Linked DNA regions of Homo sapiens: all the other regions are linked to region 3. The links are chromatin contacts, found by Hi-C or POLR2A ChIA-PET in ENCODE. All regions are on one chromosome and are shown on one strand. Each heading gives the region's core, a stretch centred on a gene start or an enhancer-like site at or near the end of the contact. The rest is flanking DNA. Distances are from core to core; before and after follow the strand shown. Region 1 holds the start of KCNC4 (potassium voltage-gated channel subfamily C member 4). Region 2 holds the start of RBM15-AS1 (RBM15 antisense RNA 1). Region 3 holds the start of ATXN7L2 (ataxin 7 like 2). Region 4 holds the start of CLCC1 (chloride channel CLIC like 1).

Region 1 (2,700 bases), core at 59-2,558, 730 kb after region 3:
CCCTTGCATTGGCACTGAGCTTTTAACCTTTCCTGAGACACACATAGGCCCTTGTCTTGTTTTTCTCAGTTGAGCTAGGTACTGCCTGATCTGGAACTGGGAAGGTGCACAGGTGTCCAGGGCAGGTGTGTCATTCACCTTTCATTTCTGCCTCAAGATCTCTTTACATCATCCAGACAGGCATGGAGGCTGCCTGAAGCTGTAAAAAAGAAAAAAAAACCCAATGGGGATTAATATGAAGATGTAAAATAGGTTCTGGACTTAACAAAAACAAATGAATCTGGAAATTGCTCTTGGGATAGGGCCAGTAAAGTCCTGTTGGTGCCTACGTTTTGGGTATGGCAGCTTCTCAATCACTTAGCAAACAGGTTCTCAGAGGCAGGCACTGTGGGAGCTATCAAGATGAAAAAGCACAATGCCGCCTGCAGGAGCTCAGGGTTAGGGAGGGGAGAGGAGACATATACACAGGCAAAGTCAAATTGTAATGGGTAGAATAAGAGTAGAAACAGGAAGGGGTCATGAGGCAGGACACGGGCATTTCCTATGTGGACCCCAGAGCAATGACGAGCAAAGGCTTTAACTAATGACTTTTCAGGGCCACCCACCCACTCCACATCCATAAAACATTTCGCGATGAACACAGCCAGAGCTACGGTTTCCTTCCATCCGGCACAAGAAGCGCTTCTCTGCCCAAGGCCACCCCGTCCTCCATTCCATCGCGGGGACTTTGGTGGCTGGGACAGAGGCGGAGAGCATCAAGACCATGGGTGTCTTGGGCTACGTTGGGCCTCCGAGGCGCAGGATGCGGGGCGGGGTGGTCAGAAGGCCCCAACACGGTCCCTGGGAAAGGAGAGGGCAGCCTGATCCTCGCGACAGCGTCTCTACCCTCTTTCTTCCTTGGCCTTCCGTCAGCCGCAGTGAAACGGCAACAGTGCGACCAGCTTGGCGGGGAGGGGGCGAGGGACGAAGCAAGAAGAGCCGGGCGGAGGTTAGAGGTCAGGGGTCGAGAGCGCTTCGGTGTCAGCGGGCTGCGGTGGGAGGAGCTGCGGGCCCGGGGGAGGCGCGGAGCAGGGCTGAGGGGGGCGGGAGGGGTTGCCGGCGGAAGCGCGCAGGGGCGGCGCGCTGGGCTGGGCACTGGCGGCGAGGAGGTGACGCGCTTGGTTGGGGCTCGGCTCCGGGGAGGAAGACTGCGCTCGGTCGCCAGGGCCTGCAGTGAGTCGGATCGGCCCCGCGCTGCGCCGCGCCCCGCCCACCCCGCCCCGCGAAGGGCGCGTCTGGGCGAGGCGGGGCCCCGGAGGAAAAGGCGCCACTGGGGCGTGGCGGCCGCTGCCAGCGCCGGAGGGAGACCATGAGCCCCTAGGGCCCCAGCCCACCGGCGCCGAGGCGCCCCCTCCCCTATGCCACCTCGCGCCCGCCCCCTGCCGCGCGCGAGCCAAGGCCGGCGCCCCGCCCGGAGATGGGCAGACGCGTAGATGGCGTGGCTCCCAGCGCCGCCAGATCGCAGGAACCAGGCGCCGGGGCGTTGCGCTGAGGCTCCCTCTCCGCGCGGCCCGGGAAGCCTGCAGGTGTCCTTGGCCGCTCGGCCGCCGCCCCCGGTACACCTTCGCCAGTGCCCAGAGCCCGGCTCCCCAGAGCGGCCCCGCCCCCCAGGCTCGGCGCCGCGCAGGACGCCCCGTCTGAGGCACCCCCGCCCCAGCGCGGCCCCCGCAGCGCTGCGCCCGGTCCGGCGCAGCTCCCAGCCGCGGACGCAGGACCCGAGGCTCGCTCCTGCGGGCGCGCTTGTTTTCCAGCTGCCGCCTCGCCCTGCGCAGCCCCCGCCCGCCCGGCCGCCGCTCTCTGCTCTGCCCCGCCTGCCTTCCTCGCCCGGCGCTGGATTTATGAATGGGGGGAAGAGGCCACATGCCGCCGCCGCCGCCTCGTGTTGACCGCAAGCAGCCCGGGCCCACGGAGCTCCGGCTGCCGTGAGAGTGTCGGCCTGGCCCCGGCAGCCGCTCGGAGGACTTGTTGCTGCTGCGCTGCCGCCGCTGCGGGGAAGCCGGCTATTCCGGGGCTTGGTGCGGTCTTGGAGCCGGAGGGTGGCCCGTGTGAGCGCGAGCGCCCCGGACCTTCGCGGTGCGCGTGGACTGTGCGCTTCCTCGTCTTTGGTCGGGGTGAAGGCGGGGGCGTGTCCCCGGCCCAGAGCGTTTGTGTGTCCCGTCGTAGCGGGGGACCGCGTGTGTGCTTGCTTCTACTTCCCCGGGTCCTCCCTCTCTGCGCCTCCCTCTCTCCGGAGCTTCCTGCCCTAACCCCAACCACCTGTGTACCGGAGAAATCCAACTCCTCCCGCTCCGCGTCCTAGGGGGATAGGCAGGGGCAAGCCCAAGCCGCAGAGGGGGCCGCCACCGCCTCCTGCCTCCTCTTCGTCTCCTCCCCCTCCCCCGTCTGACGCTGCCTCCTCGGGAAGGGTGTTTGGAGGGCAGCGGCCGCCCCAAGCCGGAGCCCCGCAGCGCTTCTTATGATCAGCTCGGTGTGTGTCTCCTCCTACCGCGGGCGCAAGTCGGGGAACAAGCCTCCGTCCAAAACATGTCTGAAGGAGGAGATGGCCAAGGGCGAGGCGTCGGAGAAGATCATCATCAACGTGGGCGGCACGCGACATGAGACCTACCGCAGCACCCTGCGCACCCTACCGGGAACCCGCCTCGCCTGGCTGGCCGACCCCGA
Region 2 (2,700 bases), core at 107-2,606, 860 kb after region 3:
CTGTGGTGACCTCAGCGCTGCGTCCCTCCAGCAACCGGCGAGTGCTGGGGCACAGGCCATACCCCCCTAAGCTCGGCATCGCCTGCACCTCTCACAGGTGCTCTGTCCGCCACAGTAACGCACTATGGAAAGGAAAGTTGTACGGCGAACGACTGAAGGAGCCAAACGAGGTGGATCTGGAGCGGCCGCAAGGTGCCTGTGCTGCTGGCTTTTAACACACAATAAGAGTGCCAAGGGATACAAGAAGCCACAGGGGGAAAAACAAGTGACATATCTGCATGGAGCCTAAATTTCGCTTGGTGATTTTCAGGGTAGAAGCATTACATATTAAAAACACTGCTATTTTAGGGGAATACAGAATTTAAAAATCCACACAGATTCGCAACATAAAACATGCCGCCCAAAGACACGTCCGCGGTGTCCCGACAGTTCCGGCTCCGCCCGCGGGCCACGAGGCGGGGAGCGACGGTCACTCCCCTCGGTTACCCGGAGTACTTGGGCGGGAACGGGTAGCTCGCGGGAGAGACGGGCTCCTGGGCGAGGGCTGCGTCTTAGTCGCCCTGCTTCTTAGCTCTCGAGGTCCCGCGTGTTACGTGTTAGCACCGCCCGGGGGCGTCAGCATGACCCGAGGCTGCAGGAACCGTGAACTCTCTGCCCCGCGGGCCCAGGTGACCGCGGGCGGCGCTCTCCCGCGCGCGGGGGGCGGGGCTCCCCCCGGCTGTTCACTCAGCTACCACAGCGACGTAAAATGGTGTCCGCTAGGCGTCCCAGGACGGCTTCCTGAGGGACTGGAGGGCCCCGACAGCCGGAAAGCCTGCCCCGCCCCTTGGCCGGCACAGGTACGACGGCGGGGAGCTCAGAAGTTTCGAACTCCAAGGGCCGAAGCACAGCCAAACACCCCACGGAACTTAACAAATGTTTGTGGGGAGAACGCCGAAAACGCGGGGAGGCGGGGCTGGCGCACAGTCACCCTCTCGCGACATCTAAGTGACGTCGCACAGCAAGCACGTGTTCTAGTCTTTCACCTTCAGTCAGCCTCCTCCGTTATACAGGCCTACCCCTTTAAGCGAGTGATGGACAGTTATTTCAGCCTATCAACTTCCTTGCCGACATCCAATCAGATTTAAACTTCTTTTAGCCGCCGGAGGAGTTGGAAAAAGGGGGTCGAAAGAGGGAGCTTACCGTCTCTCGCGATATCGCTGTGAGCCTGCCTCTCTGGAAAAAACGCCGAAACTGATGGCCCGACCTCCCAAATAGTGGTTTAAAGGACGGGTTTATAAGCCAATGAAAGGGATAAGGAGGTGGGTTGCTGCTGTCACTGAGCAAGAAGTACCGTTACAGGGCAGACTTTTTGTCCAATCAACACCTCAACACTTTGGGTCACGTGACCGCAGAGTGCGAGGGGCGGAGCTACAGTCTGGCGCGAGGAACCGTTAAGATAGACAACAAATGTAACCAATGAGGTACTCCGACTAGGGGGTTGGGAACCCAATAACAGTGGTTGGGCGGGCGCCTTCCTGGAGCGCGGGGAGATGTAAAGATAGACAAATAATTTTCCCAATGAGACTGTAGAAGAGAGAGCAATTGGCCAATGAGGACTGCGGGGCGGGACCCTGTGCCGCGGCGGAGTCCAAGATGGCGGCGTGCGGTTCCGCTGTGTGAAACGAGCGCGGGGCGGCGGGTTACTCAGCTCCGCGGAGACGACCTCCGACGACCCGCAACAATGAAGGGAAAAGAGCGCTCGCCAGTGAAGGCCAAACGCTCCCGTGGTGGTGAGGACTCGACTTCCCGCGGTGAGCGGAGCAAGAAGTTAGGGGGCTCTGGTGGCAGCAATGGGAGCAGCAGCGGAAAGACCGATAGCGGCGGTGGGTCGCGGCGGAGTCTCCACCTGGACAAGTCCAGCAGTCGAGGTGGCAGCCGCGAGTATGATACCGGTGGGGGCAGCTCCAGTAGCCGCTTGCATAGTTATAGCTCCCCGAGCACCAAAAATTCTTCGGGCGGGGGCGAATCGCGCAGCAGCTCCCGGGGTGGAGGCGGGGAGTCACGTTCCTCTGGGGCCGCCTCCTCAGCTCCCGGCGGCGGGGACGGCGCGGAATACAAGACTCTGAAGATAAGCGAGTTGGGGTCCCAGCTTAGTGACGAAGCGGTGGAGGACGGCCTGTTTCATGAGTTCAAACGCTTCGGTGATGTAAGTGTGAAAATCAGTCATCTGTCGGGTTCTGGCAGCGGGGATGAGCGGGTAGCCTTTGTGAACTTCCGGCGGCCAGAGGACGCGCGGGCGGCCAAGCATGCCAGAGGCCGCCTGGTGCTCTATGACCGGCCTCTGAAGATAGAAGCTGTGTATGTGAGCCGGCGCCGCAGCCGCTCCCCTTTAGACAAAGATACTTATCCTCCATCAGCCAGTGTGGTCGGGGCCTCTGTAGGTGGTCACCGGCACCCCCCTGGAGGTGGTGGAGGCCAGAGATCACTTTCCCCTGGTGGCGCTGCTTTGGGATACAGAGACTACCGGCTGCAGCAGTTGGCTCTTGGCCGCCTGCCCCCTCCACCTCCGCCACCATTGCCTCGAGACCTGGAGAGAGAAAGAGACTACCCGTTCTATGAGAGAGTGCGCCCTGCATACAGTCTTGAGCCAAGGGTGGGAGCTGGAGCAGGTGCTGCTCCTTTCAGAGAAGTGGATGAGATTTCACCCGAGGATGATCA
Region 3 (2,700 bases), core at 124-2,623:
TGAACAAACTTGCACCTCTATCCCTCTTCAGAGAGTCACACACTACATTTACATCCCCTAGAAAAATACCTTGGGTACAATTGAACATTTAATTTTTACCTGATTCCTGGATGCCCTAGGGATCATCTGTGGGTCTCAGGTTGAGATTCCCTGCCCTCAGAGATTATTCTTGAAGTACTTACACCTTCCCTGGATGAAAAGGAGAAGAAAATCTGAGGTCTTGCTCCCCAACTTGTTTTCCCCTTAGCTAAAGGGTCAAGCGTCGGGGGTGAGGTGTGAGAGGTTGAGGAGGAAAAAGGATTAGTATTACTTTTTTAATGCGATGGCGGCGGGGGGGGGGCGGGAAATGGAGTAGGCAGACTTTTGTCTGATTGTGTGAGGGTGGGAAGAAATGTTATCAGCTGAGAAGATGAAAGAAATGGATGATTAAGGTACTTTCCAGACCTTAGCAAGGAAGATGACAGCTCTGATGAGAAATCTCCCTATGCCGAGGCTTCAGAAGCAGCCCTTCCAGCAGAGAAAGTATTCATTAGAAAAAGAAGGCAAAGTGATGGATGGAGTCAGGGTCCAGCCAGGGTTTGGGAAGAGGCTGTACAGGGTATCGATCGCAGTTCTCAAGAGAAGAGAGACAGATCAGCAGAGATGCTGCAAACACCAGCTGCCTCGGGGCCACCCCAGTTCTGGGGCTGGCTCTGGCTCGGAGACAGCCTTCTGTCATCCTGTCATCATGACAGGTGATCTTGGTCAGCTTGGCCAGGTCCTCTCAAATCCAGACAACGCCACGCCAACCCTCTGCTCTGCATCAGGGCAGCGTGGGTTTCCCACAGAGGAGGCACGACACGGGAGCCGAGGCCCTCCCCCACACCACCCCTGTGTCCTTCAGCACCTCCTACAGACTCCCTCCCCTTGCCCTTCTGATTCACAGCGCCCACCTCCCTGCACCTACCCTATTCGATCTACAGGGGAGCGGAGTCGCTTCGTGGCCGCCAGCCCGGGAAGGGGCGCCAGCCAGCTGGCGGACGCACGGCTTAGAGGGGCGTCTGGGCAGAGAGGTTTGGGGCTGGGGAGAGATGCAGTGAGCTTGGGAGAGTGGACTGGTAGCACAAATAATGTGTGCATAAGGGTTAGAAGAGGAGGTCCTGGAGCTTTGGTCTTCTCTTTTCCCCCTGCAATTGTGCATTTCGGAGGGACTCTTGCTGCAAGCTCGGTAGGCAATAGCATCCGCTCCAAGACTACACTTCCCAGAAGGCTGTGAGTGGGTGGGGGGGGGGGGGGCGCGGGGAACAGGCAACCTGTGTTGCGCTTGCGCAAAGACTGCGCTGGAAAGGCAGGTGGGGAGGAGGGGAGGCGTGCCCGCGACGGGGCGAGGGGGAGGGGGCCGCGCGGCGGCGGCGCCAGGGCGGGCGCGCGTCCGCGGCGGTGATGGCGGTGCGTGAACGCGCGGCGGCAGCAATGGCCGCTCTGGAGCGGCGGGTGCCGAGTCTCGATGACTTCGCGGGACAGAGCTGGAGCTCGTGGGTGGAGCGGGCCGACCTGCCCGCGGCTGACGGTGAGTAAAGCCACCCTAAAGTCCGGGGACCCCATCACTATCTCCCCTCCCCCCTTCCGGGCCCCCGCCAGCTGAGGGGAGCCGCCGACTGGAGCCGCCGTCCGGCTCCCCGGCCCCCCAAACAAAGGACCCGCCGGGTCCTAGTGCCCGCCCGCTCCGTCACCTTCGCGCCTCCGGGTCCTAGCGCCTGCTCACCGCTCGCAGCCCACCCTGCCAACCTCTGCCTCTGCCAGTCGCTAATACCTGCCCCCATATAGGCTTGCCTTTATCTTTCTCCTTGCCTGCTGCCCCTCAGCTCGCGACCCTCCTGCACCTGCCTCCAGCTTTCCCTGTCCGCAACAGTCCTCCACGTGTTTCCCACGCACCCCACTTCTGTGCCCCCTTCCTCACCCCCCTTGTTCCTTCGCCTTTTGCCCCACACCTCCTGCTCCTTTTCGGCATTTGCCTGCAGCTGCAGTGCTTTTAGACCCCCGCCCTCTCCGCGTTAGTTCGTCCGTCCATCCATCTATCCTCCCTCCCTCCATCCTTCGGTCCATCCATCCATGCCTCCAACCCACTGTCCTTTCCCAGGCCTCTTGCCCTGCCTCTTGGCTCTCTGCTCTTACTCTCACCTTCTCTAGGCCCCTGAGTGCCTTAGTGAGCGGGCCTACAGCCCCTTCTTCTGATCTTTGTCTTCTGGGCCCCAGGGAGCACCTGGCCTCGTGGCCTTTCGGGGTGACAGCAGGCATCACGCCCCTGAAGAAGTTTGCAAGTGAGAAGAGGTGGAGGAGGAGACTGCACGGAGGGGTCTCTAATGACACTTGTTCTCCTCTGAGACATCCGACTCCCAGTTTCGTTCTATCCATCATTCCCCGCACTTGCATTTAACGGACTTAGAGTGGGAGCTGCCCCTTGTCTCTTGCGTGCCTAACCCACGACCCCTCATAATCTGGATATTATATAAGATTGTCAACAATCTTCTCATCCTAGAAAGGAGCATATCTGTTAATGGGCATCAGAGAGCAGACCTAAGTGGGAGCCCAGGCCACCCTGGGGCTGCCCCATGCTGGGTGGGCAAAGATGGGGCCATTGTCAGGGTCTGGGTGCATTGAGAACCGGAAATGGAGTCAGACGGGTTTGGTGACTCAGAATTGATTTTTTTTTTCCCAAGG
Region 4 (2,700 bases), core at 93-2,592, 520 kb before region 3:
CAGAGCGGGAAATAGGGAGAGTAGTTTATAGTAGCTACTAGACTGGAGAACTACCAGGAAACACAGATCGTCGTGCAGACGGCCAGGCAGTGAGTAGAAATGGGCACAAAAGAAAAAGTCTTTGGTTTCAACGAAAGCACATGAGTAATGGGAAAGGCAAGACTAACCTGGATTAGTAGAGTCAAATCCTGTTTTAGACTAGAAGTACCAGGGTATAAGTCGGGAGGCTGCAACTTATTTCGTATGCTTATGCAGTTTCTTGGAACCATGGCTCTCAAACTTGCGAATTTGCATTTTTAACAATTTCCCAGATGACGATAAAGCTAGTCTGGGAAGAACACTTCATAATCACTATTATAAAGAAAACCTGAATTGTTTTTCACCACCCAGTAATAAACCTACAGCTTATGGTGTGTCTAACTTTTTACACTCAAATCAGATTTGGAGCCAGGCGCAATGGCTCACGCTTGTAATCCCAGCACTTTGGGAGGCCAAGATGGGAAGATCCTTTGAGCCCAGGAGTCAGAGACAAGCCTGGACAACACAGGGAGACCCCTTCTCTACAAATAAAATTTACAAATTAGCCGGGCCTGGTGGCGCGCACCTGTGGTCCCATCTACTCAGGTGGCTGAGGCAGGAGAATCGCTGGAACCCGGAAGGCGGAGGTTGCCGTGAGCGGAGATAGCACCACCGCACTCCAGCCTGGGTGACACAGCAAGACTCCGTCTCAAAAAAAAAAAAAAAATCCATTTTGGAGGTTGTTTTGTGTCCGTTTTTGTTGTTGTTGTTAACTGTGTTAATTCACAGATTTGAAGTTTTAGAAAATTAACTACAACTAAATCCGAGCTATTCTGCTGACAGCATTTATTCAAATTATGCTTAAAGTTTTCAGAGATAACCAAAGCCAACAGAATTCAACGTGCGCTCAGGTCTCGCTTTGCCCTCGCTGTGCCTTCTCCGTAGGCCGCTCTCTGGGCCAAGCACCTCCCCGGAACGCGCGCAACCGCGGCGGACAGGCAGCCGCCGGCGCGGGAGCTGAGGTAGGAGCCCGGGGCACCCACAGGCCGCAGCGGACGCACGCAGCTAGCACGGTCCCCGCCCCGGGTCGCGCCTGCGGCCTCCCCAGCGTCTGCGCCGCGAGTCCGCTGGACCCGCCAGGGCGTAACGGCGGGTAACCCGCCCCACCCGCCGCACAACACACCCAACTGCACGGACTCACGTCCGGGATCCCCTGCCTGCCTCTCGAGGAAGACACCTGCCCAGGCCGGCCGCAGAAGAGGTCGCACAGCTTGCCGCCGCCCAGGGTTTCAGCGTGCTTCCTGGGCCTCGTCATCGAATTGTTCGGCTGACGGCTGCGTGTCCCTCCCCCGTTGCGGGCCGCTGATTGGCCTCGTTGATTGGGCGGGGCTAGTAGCGGGACCGGCCTCTGCGCGCGGGTTATTTTCGCCGCGGATTTTCTTTTACTTTTCATCTGCGGAACTCTTTCTGCGAAGGAAATCTCGCCTGGAACTCAAATATATACAACGGATAGGAAACCTATTTTCTTACTATTAATATATTTGATAAGTTTGAATGTGTAACATTCGCCATGAAACGCAAGCATGATTTTTTTTTTTTTGAGGCAGAGTCTCACAGTGTTGCCCAGGCTGGAGTGCAGTGGCGCGATCTCGGCTCGGCTCACTGCAACCTCTGCCTCCCGGGTTCAAGCAATTCTCCTCTCTCAGCCTCCCGAGCAGCTGGGACTACAAGCGCGCACCACCACATCCAGCTAATGTGTATTTTTAGCAGAGACAGGGTTTCACCATGTTGGCTAGGCTGGTCTCGAACTCCTGACCTCAGGTGATCCGCCCGCCTCGGCCTCCCAAAATGCTGGGATTACAGGTGTAAGCCACCGCGCCTAGCCACAAGCATAATTTTTTAAAGGGAGGATCACGAATGACAACTGTAGTTCTACTCAGGGCAGGACAAGGGAAAGGTCTGCACACTGTAGGGCAGTTGGAAGTAGTTTTGTTTTTGTCTTTAACTGCTGGCCTTGCAATCTCGGGAAACTGTGAAGATGGTAAAATTTACTATCTTAACCATTTTTAAAGGTACAATTCAGTGGTATTAGATACATTCACATTGTTATGCAACCATTACCACCATCCATCTCCAGCACTCATCTTGCAAAACTGAAACTCTGTACCCAGTAAGTGGTAACGCCTCATTCTTCCCCTCCCTCCTTCCCAGCGACTACCATTCTTTCTGTCTTTATGAATTTGACTACTCTAGGTATTTCATATAAGGACTCATACAGCATTTGTCTTTTTGTAACTGATTTCACTTACCATAATGTCCTCAAGGTTCATCCATGTGGTAACGTGTCAGAATTTCTTTTAAGGCTGAATAGTATTCCATTTTATGTATATACCAGTTCATTCAGTCATCTGTTAATGGATAACAGGTTGTTTCCACTTTTGGCTACTGTGAAATAATACTGTAAACATGGATATACAAATATCTGTTTTTTAACCCTTTTGGGTATACACACAGATGTTCAAATATCTGTTGCTTTCAACTCCTGAATATATATACACAAGTGGAATTGCTGGATTATGTAGTAATTCTATTTTTAATTTTTTGAGGATCTGCCGTACTTTTTTTTTTTTTGAGATGGAGTTTCACTCTTGTTGCCCAGGCTGGAGTGCAGTGGTACGATCT

Evidence for each region. A loop is a pair of places that touch in the nucleus more often than their neighbours do. ChIA-PET counts read pairs that join two places held with the same protein, here RNA polymerase II (POLR2A). Pooled maps may share reads with other maps.
Region 1: a loop to region 3 is called in a map of CD8-positive, alpha-beta T cell, with 11 times the contacts of the local background. The contact joins the promoter of KCNC4 here to the promoter of ATXN7L2 in region 3. A Hi-C loop is called at or near these places in 3 of 168 maps with a recorded cell type or tissue (CD8-positive, alpha-beta T cell and naive thymus-derived CD4-positive, alpha-beta T cell) and 6 of 50 pooled maps.
Region 2: a loop to region 3 is called in a map of CD8-positive, alpha-beta T cell, with 21 times the contacts of the local background. The contact joins the promoter of RBM15-AS1 here to the promoter of ATXN7L2 in region 3. A Hi-C loop is called at or near these places in 3 of 168 maps with a recorded cell type or tissue (CD8-positive, alpha-beta T cell and naive thymus-derived CD4-positive, alpha-beta T cell), 7 of 37 single-sample maps with no recorded cell type and 18 of 50 pooled maps. POLR2A ChIA-PET finds 5 or more read pairs at or near these places in 2 of 52 experiments (CD4-positive, alpha-beta memory T cell and activated naive CD8-positive, alpha-beta T cell).
Region 4: a loop to region 3 is called in a pooled map, with 6 times the contacts of the local background. The contact joins the promoter of CLCC1 here to the promoter of ATXN7L2 in region 3. A Hi-C loop is called at or near these places in 3 of 37 single-sample maps with no recorded cell type and 12 of 50 pooled maps. POLR2A ChIA-PET finds 5 or more read pairs at or near these places in 3 of 52 experiments (CD4-positive, alpha-beta memory T cell, OCI-LY7 and endothelial cell of umbilical vein).

What each region holds. Positions count from the first base shown.
Region 1 is chr1:110,209,006-110,211,705 of GRCh38, forward strand. KCNC4 (potassium voltage-gated channel subfamily C member 4) reads left to right here and starts at 1,309. Exons shown (of 4, transcript NM_001039574.3): 1 at 1,309-2,700. The coding sequence starts at 2,495. KCNC4-DT (KCNC4 divergent transcript) reads right to left here and starts at 982. Exons shown (of 2, transcript NR_046546.1): 1 at 606-982; 2 at 1-199. RefSeq lists a silencer at 989-1,668.
Region 2 is chr1:110,337,815-110,340,514 of GRCh38, forward strand. It overlaps RBM15-AS1 (RBM15 antisense RNA 1), which reads right to left and starts at 1,357. Exons shown (of 4, transcript NR_036595.1): 1 at 1,183-1,357. It overlaps RBM15 (RNA binding motif protein 15), which reads left to right and starts at 1,563. Exons shown (of 3, transcript NM_022768.5): 1 at 1,563-2,700. The coding sequence starts at 1,592. LOC124904276 reads left to right here. Exons shown (of 1, transcript XM_047437983.1): 1 at 1-1,189. The coding sequence starts at 621. The coding sequence ends at 1,127. RefSeq lists enhancers at 242-431, 1,572-1,871, 1,902-2,021, 1,992-2,700, 2,102-2,551 and a silencer at 532-801.
Region 3 is chr1:109,482,532-109,485,231 of GRCh38, forward strand. ATXN7L2 (ataxin 7 like 2) reads left to right here and starts at 1,374. Exons shown (of 11, transcript NM_001350175.2): 1 at 1,374-1,549. The coding sequence starts at 1,423. RefSeq lists enhancers at 846-1,463, 1,464-2,083 and a silencer at 1,277-1,446.
Region 4 is chr1:108,962,142-108,964,841 of GRCh38, forward strand. CLCC1 (chloride channel CLIC like 1) reads right to left here and starts at 1,343. Exons shown (of 13, transcript NM_001377458.1): 1 at 1,220-1,343; 2 at 168-328. RefSeq lists enhancers at 1-46, 419-538 and silencers at 466-760, 899-1,138.